4 separate regions of the Homo sapiens genome follow, and regions 1, 2 and 4 are each linked to region 3. Evidence: chromatin contacts called from ENCODE Hi-C or POLR2A ChIA-PET data. All regions are on one chromosome and are shown on one strand. The core of a region is the stretch at or near the end of the contact, and the rest is flanking DNA. Distances in the headings are between cores, read along the strand shown. Region 1 overlaps CFAP57 (cilia and flagella associated protein 57). Region 2 holds the start of KDM4A (lysine demethylase 4A). Region 3 has its middle 19 kb from the start of HYI. Region 4 holds the start of TIE1 (tyrosine kinase with immunoglobulin like and EGF like domains 1).

Evidence for each region. Hi-C counts contacts between places; a loop is a spot of excess contacts on that map. ChIA-PET counts read pairs that join two places held with the same protein, here RNA polymerase II (POLR2A). Pooled maps may share reads with other maps.
Region 1: a loop to region 3 is called in a map of endothelial cell of umbilical vein, with 11 times the contacts of the local background. The contact joins two enhancer-like sites. A Hi-C loop is called at or near these places in 1 of 168 maps with a recorded cell type or tissue (endothelial cell of umbilical vein) and 3 of 50 pooled maps. POLR2A ChIA-PET finds 5 or more read pairs at or near these places in 2 of 52 experiments (OCI-LY7 and Panc1).
Region 2: a map of endothelial cell of umbilical vein shows a loop between it and region 3 (14-fold over the local background). The contact joins the promoter of KDM4A here to the enhancer-like site in region 3. A Hi-C loop is called at or near these places in 1 of 168 maps with a recorded cell type or tissue (endothelial cell of umbilical vein) and 1 of 50 pooled maps. POLR2A ChIA-PET finds 5 or more read pairs at or near these places in 3 of 52 experiments (BJ, WTC11 and activated naive CD4-positive, alpha-beta T cell).
Region 4: a loop to region 3 is called in a map of endothelial cell of umbilical vein, with 2.7 times the contacts of the local background. The contact joins the promoter of TIE1 here to the enhancer-like site in region 3. A Hi-C loop is called at or near these places in 1 of 168 maps with a recorded cell type or tissue (endothelial cell of umbilical vein) and 1 of 50 pooled maps. POLR2A ChIA-PET finds 5 or more read pairs at or near these places in 2 of 52 experiments (Caco-2 and WTC11).

What each region holds. Positions count from the first base shown.
Region 1 is chr1:43,238,312-43,241,011 of GRCh38, reverse strand. The region is part of intron 21 of CFAP57 (cilia and flagella associated protein 57); the gene reads right to left. All of the region lies in intron 1 of LOC105378685 (a long non-coding RNA gene), which reads left to right. All of the region lies in intron 1 of LOC124904164 (a long non-coding RNA gene), which reads left to right. Among named protein-coding and RNA genes, the nearest start is that of TMEM125, 30 kb to the left of the region's middle. Within about 2 kb of position 1,396, at least 9 of the 41 ENCODE cell types and tissues checked have a DNase peak (open chromatin) inside an H3K27ac peak, as active enhancers do.
Region 2 is chr1:43,648,848-43,651,708 of GRCh38, reverse strand. It overlaps KDM4A (lysine demethylase 4A), which reads right to left and starts at 1,560. Exons shown (of 22, transcript NM_014663.3): 1 at 1,457-1,560. RefSeq lists a silencer at 1,674-1,793.
Region 3 is chr1:43,471,524-43,474,247 of GRCh38, reverse strand. No RefSeq gene overlaps it. Among named protein-coding and RNA genes, the nearest start is that of HYI, 19 kb to the right of the region's middle. RefSeq lists an enhancer at 1,235-2,434. Within about 2 kb of position 1,272, at least 8 of the 41 ENCODE cell types and tissues checked have a DNase peak (open chromatin) inside an H3K27ac peak, as active enhancers do; they include endothelial cell of umbilical vein, where a contact is called at or near this core.
Region 4 is chr1:43,299,689-43,302,388 of GRCh38, reverse strand. TIE1 (tyrosine kinase with immunoglobulin like and EGF like domains 1) reads right to left here and starts at 1,407. Exons shown (of 23, transcript NM_005424.5): 1 at 1,260-1,407. The coding sequence starts at 1,317. RefSeq lists an enhancer at 1,348-1,437 and a silencer at 1,468-1,567.

The DNA.
Region 1 (2,700 bases), core at 147-2,646, 230 kb after region 3:
ATACAAACAGTTAGCCGGGCGTGGTGGCGGGTGCCTGTACTCCCAGCTACTTGGGAGGCTGAGGCAGGAGAATGGCATGAACCCAGGAGGCGGAGCTTGCAGTGAGCCGAGATCGTGCCACTGCACTCCAGCCTGGGCGACAGAGCGAGACCGGCCCCTTCTCCTCTCCTACTCTCTCTTTCGCCATGTGACACGCCTGCTCCTCTTTTGCCTTCCATCATGAGTGAAAGCTTCCTGAGGTCTTGACCAGAAGCAATGCTGGTGCCATGCTTCCTGTACAGCCCTCAGAACTGTGAGCCAAATAAACCTCTCTTCTTTATAAATTACCCAGCCTCAGGTATTCCTTTATAGTAATGAAATCTCTCTGTCTCGGATGAAATGCCCAGTCCTCATTGTCAACCCCTCATTCTTCATGCTAGGATTTGTACTTGTGTTTCTGAATCAGATGTTTTCTCCATCGAATGCTTTACCCTTTGAACCAACCCAGGCCTTGCTGATTGTAGTGTGATGGGTCCCCCACCAGGTTACTTAAGGGTGTATGTTCACTGTCTGAACCCTCAAGGCCAGGCAGTTAGTCAAGGCCATGGTGCCCAGCTGTGGAGCAGGTGTCCCTGAGAATCCAAACATCCTAGAAGATATCTGAAAACCTACTAAGGAAAACAGTCCCATGGCACATACACAGTAGGTGAAGAGCCAGAAAATTAGCTTAAAAGCAGCTTAGCGATGTGAGGCAAAGCAGGTCTCTAGAGCTGTCCTGCTGCTGCCCAGGAGTGCCCCACATGGAAGACCTAAATAAACTCATCTACTCACCAAGCTGGACTTGTCATTCTTCGGTCTCCCCAGTTTGGGAGGGAGGGTGGGGAACATTACAGTTCCAAATTGTCTCATAACAGTGATAGGTTTCCCGCATTTCCTTTCCAGATGCTGCCTGGTAAAACTCTGCTAGATCCTCCCATGGACCTTCTCCTTGCAGACTTTATATCATGACATGATCAATTCAATACATATTTATTGGGTTATGGACCTTGGACCCTGCCTTGCATGTTAGAGGTGCTCATTAAATATTTGTGAAATGGATGAGAAAATGTATAACTAATGCAGTGGATACCAAACCGAATAAGATGAGATTCTTACTAATAAGGAAGTTACAGACCAAGGGATAAGGGACAGGTGAAAGAGACCAGAACAGAAGGGAAGGTCTTAGAGCCACAGGGGGAAGCTTGCTTGCTTGAGGTCTCTCTCCATTTCTCCCTTCAGTAGGCCTCGCTAAGCTTCACTTCTCCTGATCCTCATTAAATAACTCAATAACAATCATCAGAATAAGCACTAGAAACTGAAAGCACAATTCGAGTTCTCTCACAGTTTGCATCTTTAGCTGCTTCCTCTTTTTGGTCATCTCCATCCATTCTGTCACTGAGTCCTATTGATTTTGTGTCTGAGTTGATTCTGATGTTCATCCTTCCTGCTGGTTTGTCACCAGCTCTCAGTGTTCTCCCTTGTTCTGCTGTAAAGGCCCCCCGGCAAGTGGAGCCCTGCCCTGGCTTCTCCCCACCCCCTCCACCCTCTACAGCCCTGTCACTGTGATTGGGATTTCTGGCTCCTGGTACCTGTTGGTGTGAATGCCTGTTCCTGACCCCCCTGCCAACCTCTGACATCTTCATGATGCTCCCTTACCTAAATGGGTCTCCAGGGCTTGATCCTTTTTGGAGTATGATTGAGGCCCACCACTCAGTGCAGCCTGACTCTCTTGTTCTGTTCATTCATTCATTCATTCATTCACGTATTCATGTAAGAAAAGTAATCTAAGAACCAGTTCCTGAAAGCTTATACTGGTCACTGTGCCAGGCATGGGAGGTCCCGCTTGGCTCCACTGCAGAGCTGCCATGAGAGGCTGAAGCATGGTTGGGCCCCTGCCCAACCCAGTGTGACAGTGTGCAACCCCAGGGGAGACAGAGGAGAAGAGTGTTCCAGGCCCAGAGCCAGGAGGCGGCAAGCAGAACCTAAGGCAGGAAGAGCTTGATGATAACGATAATAAGAGTAACCACAATTGCAAGGGTTGATTGGATCACTGCAAATGTATCAAACAGCATGCATACAGTCCCTCAGTTCATCCTTACACCAACCTTGTGAGGAAACTGAGGCCGTATCTCAGTGGTAGAGCTGGTGTCTGAACCCTGTCGTGCCTCCATCCAGAGAGCCCTGCTCCTCCGTGACTACTGCTTTCCAGGCTCTGCTGTCCCCCCTCACATTTATGTCACCTCCATTCCAATATCTCACATAGTATGATGGCCAAGGACACTCCCAATAAGTATAAGTTGGGCTACCTGCAAAATGTTTTCTGGGGTGGCCTGTGTTCCGAGGGGTCCCGAGGTCACATTGAGGTCGACCGTTTTTGCTTTGGATGGCTTTGTGGATTAAAAATGTGAATGCAATGGGTTTGCCGAGCCTTCTCTTCCTGATCTCTCCCTTGTCAGTTTGACTTCCAAAATCCCCTCCAATCCTCCAGACCCCCACCCAGGTCTACACAGCTGCAGAGGAAATCTGACCTGGGGTCCACCAACGTGCCAAGTCTTGGGGGATGTGAAACTGTTTATGTAAAAAGCTTTCTAAGCAAAGGGGCTCTGCCAAGCTGTCCAGGACTGCCTTTGGCCTTTGGAACTGACTGATGACCCTGGCAGGTCTTTCCGACCTCCGTATTGA
Region 2 (2,861 bases), core at 311-2,810, 180 kb before region 3:
AAGGAACACCAGTATGTCCTTTCCTTTACCCACCCTCCTCACTGAGGGTCCAGCAGTTCCGTACCCCCTATCTGGGGCCCAAAGGTATGGCGGTTCAGCTCCAAGACTCTCTTTGAGAGTTGGAGAGCTCAGAAAGGAGAAAAGCGCCTCCAATCCACCAGAAATCTAGTTACAGGCCTGGGAGCAGAACACGGAGCACAACTGTGTAAGGTAGGAGAGAAGGCAAATCCAGTTACCCGTATCTCCTAGGCTTCCTATCAAAAATAAGGCGTGTTTCTAAACAGGCGCTTTTCATGAACCTGGCAGAAACTTTGCATGGCAGGTATACTGTTCTCCCTGTTTTACATACCAGGAAATTTGCCCACAGCCCACTCTTAAGTGCACCTTCCACTGCTCTATACTGCTTACATACTCATCTCCACCTGGACTAAGTCCTCTGCAAGGGCAGCTCCAAGTGTGGAGAAACCCGAAGTTTATTTAATTTTGAAGACCCTCTTAAAAAGAAAAATGAATCCAAAATATCTTACTTTTGCACATTTTATAAAAACATACAATCATGTGAATACAATGTTGGGGCCCTTCCCCGGGCCTTCAAAGGGGCCCTAATGGGCTTCATCAGCCTCTGCCCCTATTCATCTTTGTATGCCTAGAACAATGCATGGCACAGAGTAGGCAATCGGTAACTGTTGAAAAACTGATTTCCTCACCCTCACCTCAATTGTTCATCCCTTCTTCAACCCTAGGATTCCCTTCCCCCAAATCTGTTCCCTGGGGAAAGCTCCCGTTTCATGACACCTTCCCTCCCAATCAGTAACAAAGCCTAGAGATTCAAGAACACCGGCTCCGAAGTCAAAACTCTGAATACAGATCCGGTCTCTGCCGTTTATTAGCTATGTGACCTTGGCTGTGTGAGCTGACTTGAGTCTCAGTTTCTCCACCTGTAAAATGGGGATCCCAACCCCCTGCCCTGCAGGGTCGCTGTGATTAGCTCAGATGATGCAAGCGAAGCACTAAGCACTAGGCCCGGTACTTACCCACTCAATAAAGCTAGCTGTTGCTAACAACCCCCTCGGACTCCCGCACCCTTCCCTCGCAGCCGCTCCCGCGAGCATCACTCCAAAGGCAGCGCACCCTGCTCCCCACCGTCCCCGAACCTCACCGCGCACAGGTTCGGCCCCTCCCGGCCCCGCCGCCTTGGCGAGTGAAGCTCGGCCGCAGGAAGAAGAAAATAAGGCCCAGATGACCCGCCCCCCTCTCCCGAGGTCCATTGGCCTTGAAGATTGGAAAGGACCAATCTCAGAACCCATTCTGGAAGCTCCTTCTCCTATTGGCCGAGAAACATGCCGATCACTCACCGCTGGAAGACCCACCCCCACCGCCCCTCCCCCACCAAAACTCACGGTCACTGCTACAGCGGCAATGATCCTCGAGAATTCCAAAACCCTATAGTTCTCACCTACAGCCCAAAGCCCCGCCAGGGCTTAGGCTCAGCTCCTGCTGTCGCCACTGGCCGATCCTACTGCTTTTCCAGCAGGCGAAGGCCGAAACTCCGCCTCCTCTAAAGTCGGCATCTGCGCAGCCGTACAGAGTCAACCAATTCAAGGGTGGCTGCAAGCCATACACCAGCCAATGAGCACGCGCCGCAGCCACCTCCCAGTCCCGACCTCAGTGTGCTCAGCCTATGAGCGCCGGCTCGGGCTGTTGCCGGGAGGAAACGCTGTACCACTAGGGACCGCGGCCAGTGAGCCTCTAGCTGGATCGCGAAGCTGGCCAATCATAGGCGGGCTCCTGGTCACCCATAACTAATCAGGGTTGAAAGAAGCTAGTACCTGGAAGTGGGCCGGTCCGGTAGATGGGTAAGGGCGGTGAGGTTACTATAGGATGTCGCTAACGAAAGGATAGGCCAAAGTTTTCTTGGGATGAGTATCCTCTTTGCCTAACGTGGAAATGTGTCGGGGCCCTTAGGGGCAGCTTCCGAGCTCAGGGAGTGCTGAAAAGATGACCGTCTTGTCCCGGTTTGTCCTGGGTGTCTCGGTTTTCAAAACAAAATCCCGTGGCCTTGGAAACCCCTCATTCGCTGTCAAGCCTGAACAGGGAAGGGAAGCTGCCCTGAGGGTCATTAGGACAGACCATGAGGGAGGCTCTCCTTAGGGTCATTAAAAAGCAATTCCTGGCCGGGCGTGGTCCCTCACGCCTGTAATCCCAGCACTTTGGGAGGCCGAGGCGGGCGGGTCACCTGAAGTCGGCAGTTTGAGACCGCCTGACCAACATGGAGAAACCCCGTCTCTACTCAAAAAAAAAATACAAAATTAGCCGGGCGTGGTGTTGCATGCCTGTAGTCCCAGCTACTCCGGAGGTTGAGGCAGGAGAATCGCTTGAACCCGGGAGGCGGAGGTTGCGGTGGGCCGAGATCGCGCCATTGCACTCCAACCTGGGCAACAAGAGTGAAACTCCGTCTAAAAAAAAAAAAAAAAAAAAAAAAGCAGTTCCTCAGTGAGCGGGGATTTGGGGGATCATTAGGAGCAGCTCTTGGGGCGGAGAGGGGGGCATCCTGGGAATCAGAAGAGGCACTTCTGGAGGGCGAGGGGGCTTCCTAGAAGTCATTAGGAGCGGTTCCTGAGGGGTAGTGAGTCGCCTTAAGGAATTCCCAGATTGTCAAGGGTAGTGGGGAAGGTCAAGTAGGAAAGTAAAATACCCACAACCAGAGTCATAAAAAAATATACAGAATTACCATGGATGAATAATGGGGTAGTGCCCTGGAAAGAGCTATATGGAGTCAGGCCTGTGTTCAAAACTAGTAACTTCTCTGAGCCTGGGAGTTCACATCAATAAAATGGAAAAAATAATGCCTTGCAAATTTT
Region 3 (2,724 bases), core at 23-2,522:
CATCACATCCTATCAAGAAGAACACACTATCCACATGACCTATCGCCATTGATGTTGACCTTGATCCCCTGGCAGAGGTAGTGTTTGTCAGGTTTCTCCACTGTAAAATTATTTTATTTCACCTTTCAATAGTGTACTCTTTGGAAGGAAGTCACTATGTACACCCCATAATTAAGGAGTGGGGTATTATTCTTTCCCTCCTTTTCAAGGGCAGAGTATCTACATAAATTATTTGGAATCGTGGTGCAAGGGAGATTTCTCCTCTCCCATTTATTTACATATTTAGTCATTCATTTATATCAGTCTGGAGTCTTGGATATTTATTTTATACTTTGAGTTATAATCCAGTACTATTTTACTTATTTTTTTTTTTTTTTGCTTAAAAATTTTCAGCGTTGACCATTGGGAGCTCTTTGATTTGACTCCTGTGTCCTTTTGGCATACTCTCAACATTTTTTAACACTCCTTTACTTTCCGGTACTACAATATGATTCAGGGTCCTCCTGTATATTTTCTGTTTCAATTTGAGCCATCCATTTCTCTGAGGAGCCCCGGTTTCTGTTATGAGAATGGCATTAGAACTGGATGCTAGGGGTGTTCTTTGCTCCTAGGCCTTCTCAGCTGACAGAGTAAGGGAAGATATGTGTGTACACTAGCCTGTGTACACACACATGTATATATATACGTGCATGTCATATACAAGTATGTATGATGTATGTGCCTATGTATATATGTATGTGTGATATATAAACATATTTCTGGATGTAATTATCTGTGTCTATATTAAACTAAACATGAGTTCATAGTGATGTAAGGAGATATTTTAATCTCTATAGTAACCACTAGAAGAATAAAAAAAGAATGTATTAATAAAACTAACAAGGTAATAGAGGAAAAAAATAGAATAATAAAAGTAATTAGTCCTGAAGAAGGCAAGGACAGAGAAATAAAGGAACAAAAACCAGATGAGACAAATAGAAAACAAAGAGCAAGACGATAGATTTAAATGTGAAGAAAAATAAACAGTAACAGTATCGGAAAAAGTTTAGGGGAACATTCACCAGGCCAAATCCACTCTCCACGCTTCCTCCCCCTTCGCTTTCCTAGGAGAGCCCCCTCATGGTCTATGCCAGTGGAGTCCTTGCCTTCTGGCTTTGTGTTGGGTTCAGCCAATGCAGATACCCAGCCACAGAGCTCCCTTACACGTCCTGAGCTGGCTGTGTCCTTTGACCACAAGTCACTACTGCTCTCCACATGGCTCACTCTGCAGGAATTTCCTTCTGGATTCCAGAAACCATTCCCTGTCTTCATCCCTTCAGGCCTAGGGATGTCAGTAATTCTGCTGTTATTAGTTCTGGATGATTACATTATCCTTTGTGAGTCCCTGATACCCTGTCCAAACCTTCATAAATGGCCCCTTCATAAAAGCCTCCTTGAATTATACTAATTTCAGTGTGCCATCTGTTTCCTATTTGAACTCAGACTGACATAGCCATTGTGAAATCAGAAAATAGTTCCTCAAAATGGGATTCTGGAATTCCGTTGCTCATGTATTTGAGGAACACAGCGATAACCTTGCTGGGGAAGAATGAGGAAGTGAGTAATCCATGGCATGTGGTGACATCATCATTACCCACATTATCAATGGTGGGAGCATGGGAGGGAATGCAGGTGATGGGCAAGGCATTAAGAGATCAAGTAGCGCCGGCACTTAATTGCTATGGCAACAACAGTGATTAAAAAATAGTAGAAACAACTGGATTCTTTTTACTATCCTAAGAAATTTATATAGGGAAAAAGAGAAAATCAAGGCTATGGAAATACAATTAAAAAGACGCATGGAAAACCAGAATGCCTCCATGGTGGCCCTGAGGGGTTCCTTATTTCCGGTAATTGAAGGGTAAATATGGCTAAGAACTAAGTCTATGGTCTGACTGTTAAAGTTGTAGATTTGCAGCAGCAATTAAATGCATAACGCGGCCAAGTCTTTTATGCCAAGGCAAGGTTCTCGGGGAGGACTCTCAGATACAGGAAGGGGATACAGGATGCCTGAAAGGCAGGCCTGATTGGGCTGAGACTTTTGAACCTCTGTTCTCCTCTAAACCTTTTATTCTGGCTGAAGGAGCTATCTCTCCTCTGCATAAAAGCCTTACAATCATTGTTCCCAGGGCAGTTGCCCCATATGCTAATGCTAACTCTCCTCAGGTCCCCTCCCTTACCTCTTATTACCTTCAGGCCCATAACAAAGTAGAAGGCCTGCTCCAGAAAAAGCTAGCTGTACTCTTAAAGACGTGCAAAACCCCGCCTAGGTGGACAGTCAGGGTAGTCAAGGGAAAGGTCAGGGAGTGGATTGGGAGGATGGTAGACAGCCACTTCTCTAGGTGTGGTCCCTGGACCAACAGCATCAGCATCATCTGAGAACTTGTTAGAAACGCAAATTCTTGGGCCTAACCTCAGATCTATAGAATCAGAAACTGTAGGGGTGAGACCCAGAAATCTGTGTTTTAATAAGGCTTCCAGGTGATTCTGATTTGCACTAAAATTTGAGACCCCCCCACTCCCTGACTTAATAGATCCATTAGATCCTCATGTTCCTGAGTCTTCAGACACCTTCCTCTACAGCATTACTACTCAGAGCTGTTGTCCCAGATCAGAGGCACTGGCATCACCTGCATCAGAAAATGCAGAACCTTCGACCCCACCCTAGACTTATCAAACCAGACT
Region 4 (2,700 bases), core at 158-2,657, 170 kb after region 3:
GTGTTCTAATCGGCTGACCAGCAGACTGAAGGAATCAGCTGCCACCTACTCAGAAATCCTTACCAAGCACAGTGCACTGTGCCAACTGCTCTGCATCATTTTCTCATTTAAACCCCATAACAACCATAGGAGGCTGGCATCATTTAATCTCATTGTACAGACTAGGTGTTGCCAGCCTCTCAACTAATGGCCCAGCACTTAGCACAACTCCTGGAATATTGTTGGTGCTCAATAAATGTTTGTCCAGTGAACAACTGAGTGAATCCAACACAATTACCCTATGAACACCCCCTGAAAATGGCCCTCCACAGATCCTCAGATCCAACACAGTCAGCGGCTACTCCTCACTCCTCCCCTGATCCCAGGTTGCAGTGATTTCTAGCACTTGCCTGTGTTTTCCTGGCCTTGATCTCACTTTCTAGTGGATCAAAGTGATGGCAGTGATGATAGGGCTTGTTTTCCAAAATTTTTTGTTGTGGTGAAATGCATATAAAATAAATTTTACCATCTTTTTTTCTTTTTAGATGAGTCTTGCTCTGTCGCCCAGGCTGGAGTGCAGTGGCGCGATCTCAGCTCACTGCAACCTCTGCCTCCCAGATTCAAGCGATTCTCTTGCCTCAGCCTCCCAAGTAGCTGGGATTACAGGCTCCTGCCACCACGCCCGGCTAATTTTTGTATTTTTAGTAGAGATGGGGTTTCACCATGTTTGCCAGGCTGGTCTCGATCTCCTGACCCTGTGATCCACCCGCTCGGCCTCCCAAAGTGCCGGGATTACAGGCGTGAGCCACCACACCCGGCAAATTTTGCCATCTTAACCATTTGTAAGCAGCATATAACCCAATGTGATTAAATACATTCCTAGTGTTGTCCCACCATCACCACCATCCATCCTTTTTTTTTTTTTTTGAAAAAGACGAAAGTCTAAACACAATGGAGACGGGGTCTCACTATGTTGACCAGTCTGGTCTTGAACTCCTGGCCTCAATTGATCCTCCCATCTCAGCCATCCAAAGTGCTGGGATTACAGGTATGAACCACCGCACCCGGCCCCATGTTTATAACTCTTTTAATCTTGTAAAACCAAGTAAAAATCTTGTAAAAACGCTGTACCTTTTAAACAAAACTCCCCATTTCTTCCTCCCTGCAGCCCATGGCAACCATCATCCTACTTTCTGTCTCTATGATAAAATAGGGTTTCTTGGGTAGAAATCAGGGCCTCGGGGCCTAGAAATGGGGTGAGGGACTCAGGGGAGACTTACCCACATGAGAAGCCAAGAAGAGGATGGGGAGCAAGAAAGGGGGCACCCGCCAGACCATACTCCAGAGGCCGACCCAGGCCAGCCAGGACGAGCTGGGCCTGGGGTCAGATGCTGTGGGCCTGACTGCTCAGCCTGTGTTGGTCAGTGTGGGTCGGTGCTGGGGAGGAAGAGGAAATGAGGTGGCTTGGGTGGGAGGGGTGGCAGGGTAGGGGGTGGGAGGACTCATTCTGCCTTTGAGCCTCTAGGCCCCCCAATCTGGCCCCCACAAGGCTGGGGATGGGTGTGGCCTGGGAGGAGTCACTTGAGGTGGGGGGAAGGTTATGGTAAGGGCAGACCTGGGGACAGCTGGACTGATTTTTCCCATCCCCTGTCTCTCTCCAGTACTCAGTCTTGCTGGCACAAAGGAGGCAGGAGGCAGGAAAGGGAGGAAGCCAGTGGCTTCCGCCTATTGAGGAGGGGGGTGGGGTGGGGGACATTGTTCTGGGGTCTCCCCTCCCCCCGGCACAAACACACAATACGGCCCACATGAGTCCTCATGTATGTGCCCCAGGACACAGACAGTTACATGGGTTTCCTAGAGAGCAGTTCACATACGAAACACAAAGGACCTCTGTGGGCCTGAGAAGCACATACACTCAAAGGAACACAGGGCCCTGGCAACAAAGAGCCTTCGAGTCTACCTTGTGTACCTCTCTCATTGTACAGATGGGAAAACTGAGGCTTGCTGTGCTCGAGGGCACCCTGAGGCTGTGGCAAGGCTGGGACTTGAACTTCTGACTTAGTCCTTGCTTTCTTGGTGCCAATCGCTCCACAAGGGCTCACATTAAGCAGTCCCGGGGAGCACACAGGGAGTATCGGTTGCATAGATAGTCCTCAGCTTAAGCTGCTAATGAAAGCTTCAGCTTATTGTCTGCCAGGTGTCATTCATTTTGCGGCAAACCCCTGCCTATTCCTGGGCACTGGGGCAGCAGAAGTCTGCCCAGGGAGGTGCACTCACTCTTGACGGCTGACAACAACCTGGGAGCAGTCGCACTGCTTTGGCAAAGTCTCTAAAGCCCCATGGATCTTGCCTCTGCTTCCCTCCCAGACTCACCTCTCCCTGCCCTGGCACCCGTTGCTCCACCTCTTGCCACCACTGGCAGTTCCCAGAACGGAACAAGACCTGTAGGTACAGAACGCCCACGAGGAGGCCCTTCCAGGGAGCAGAGGGAGCAACCGTTGGATGGGCAGCCTTGCTGGTTAAATCGATGACCCCTCTGACCCGGAATGGAATGGTTGGGATGGATGAGACTTGGTGTCAGTTTAGGTGACTTAGGTCTGGTAGTACAAACCCTCCCCCTGGGCCTGGGACATCTTCCCAGAGTGTGTTCTGGGTGAAGGCTTCATTCTCCTCTGAATGCACCGGGCTCACATTCACTTTTCTCAGGAGGCTGGGTCCCTG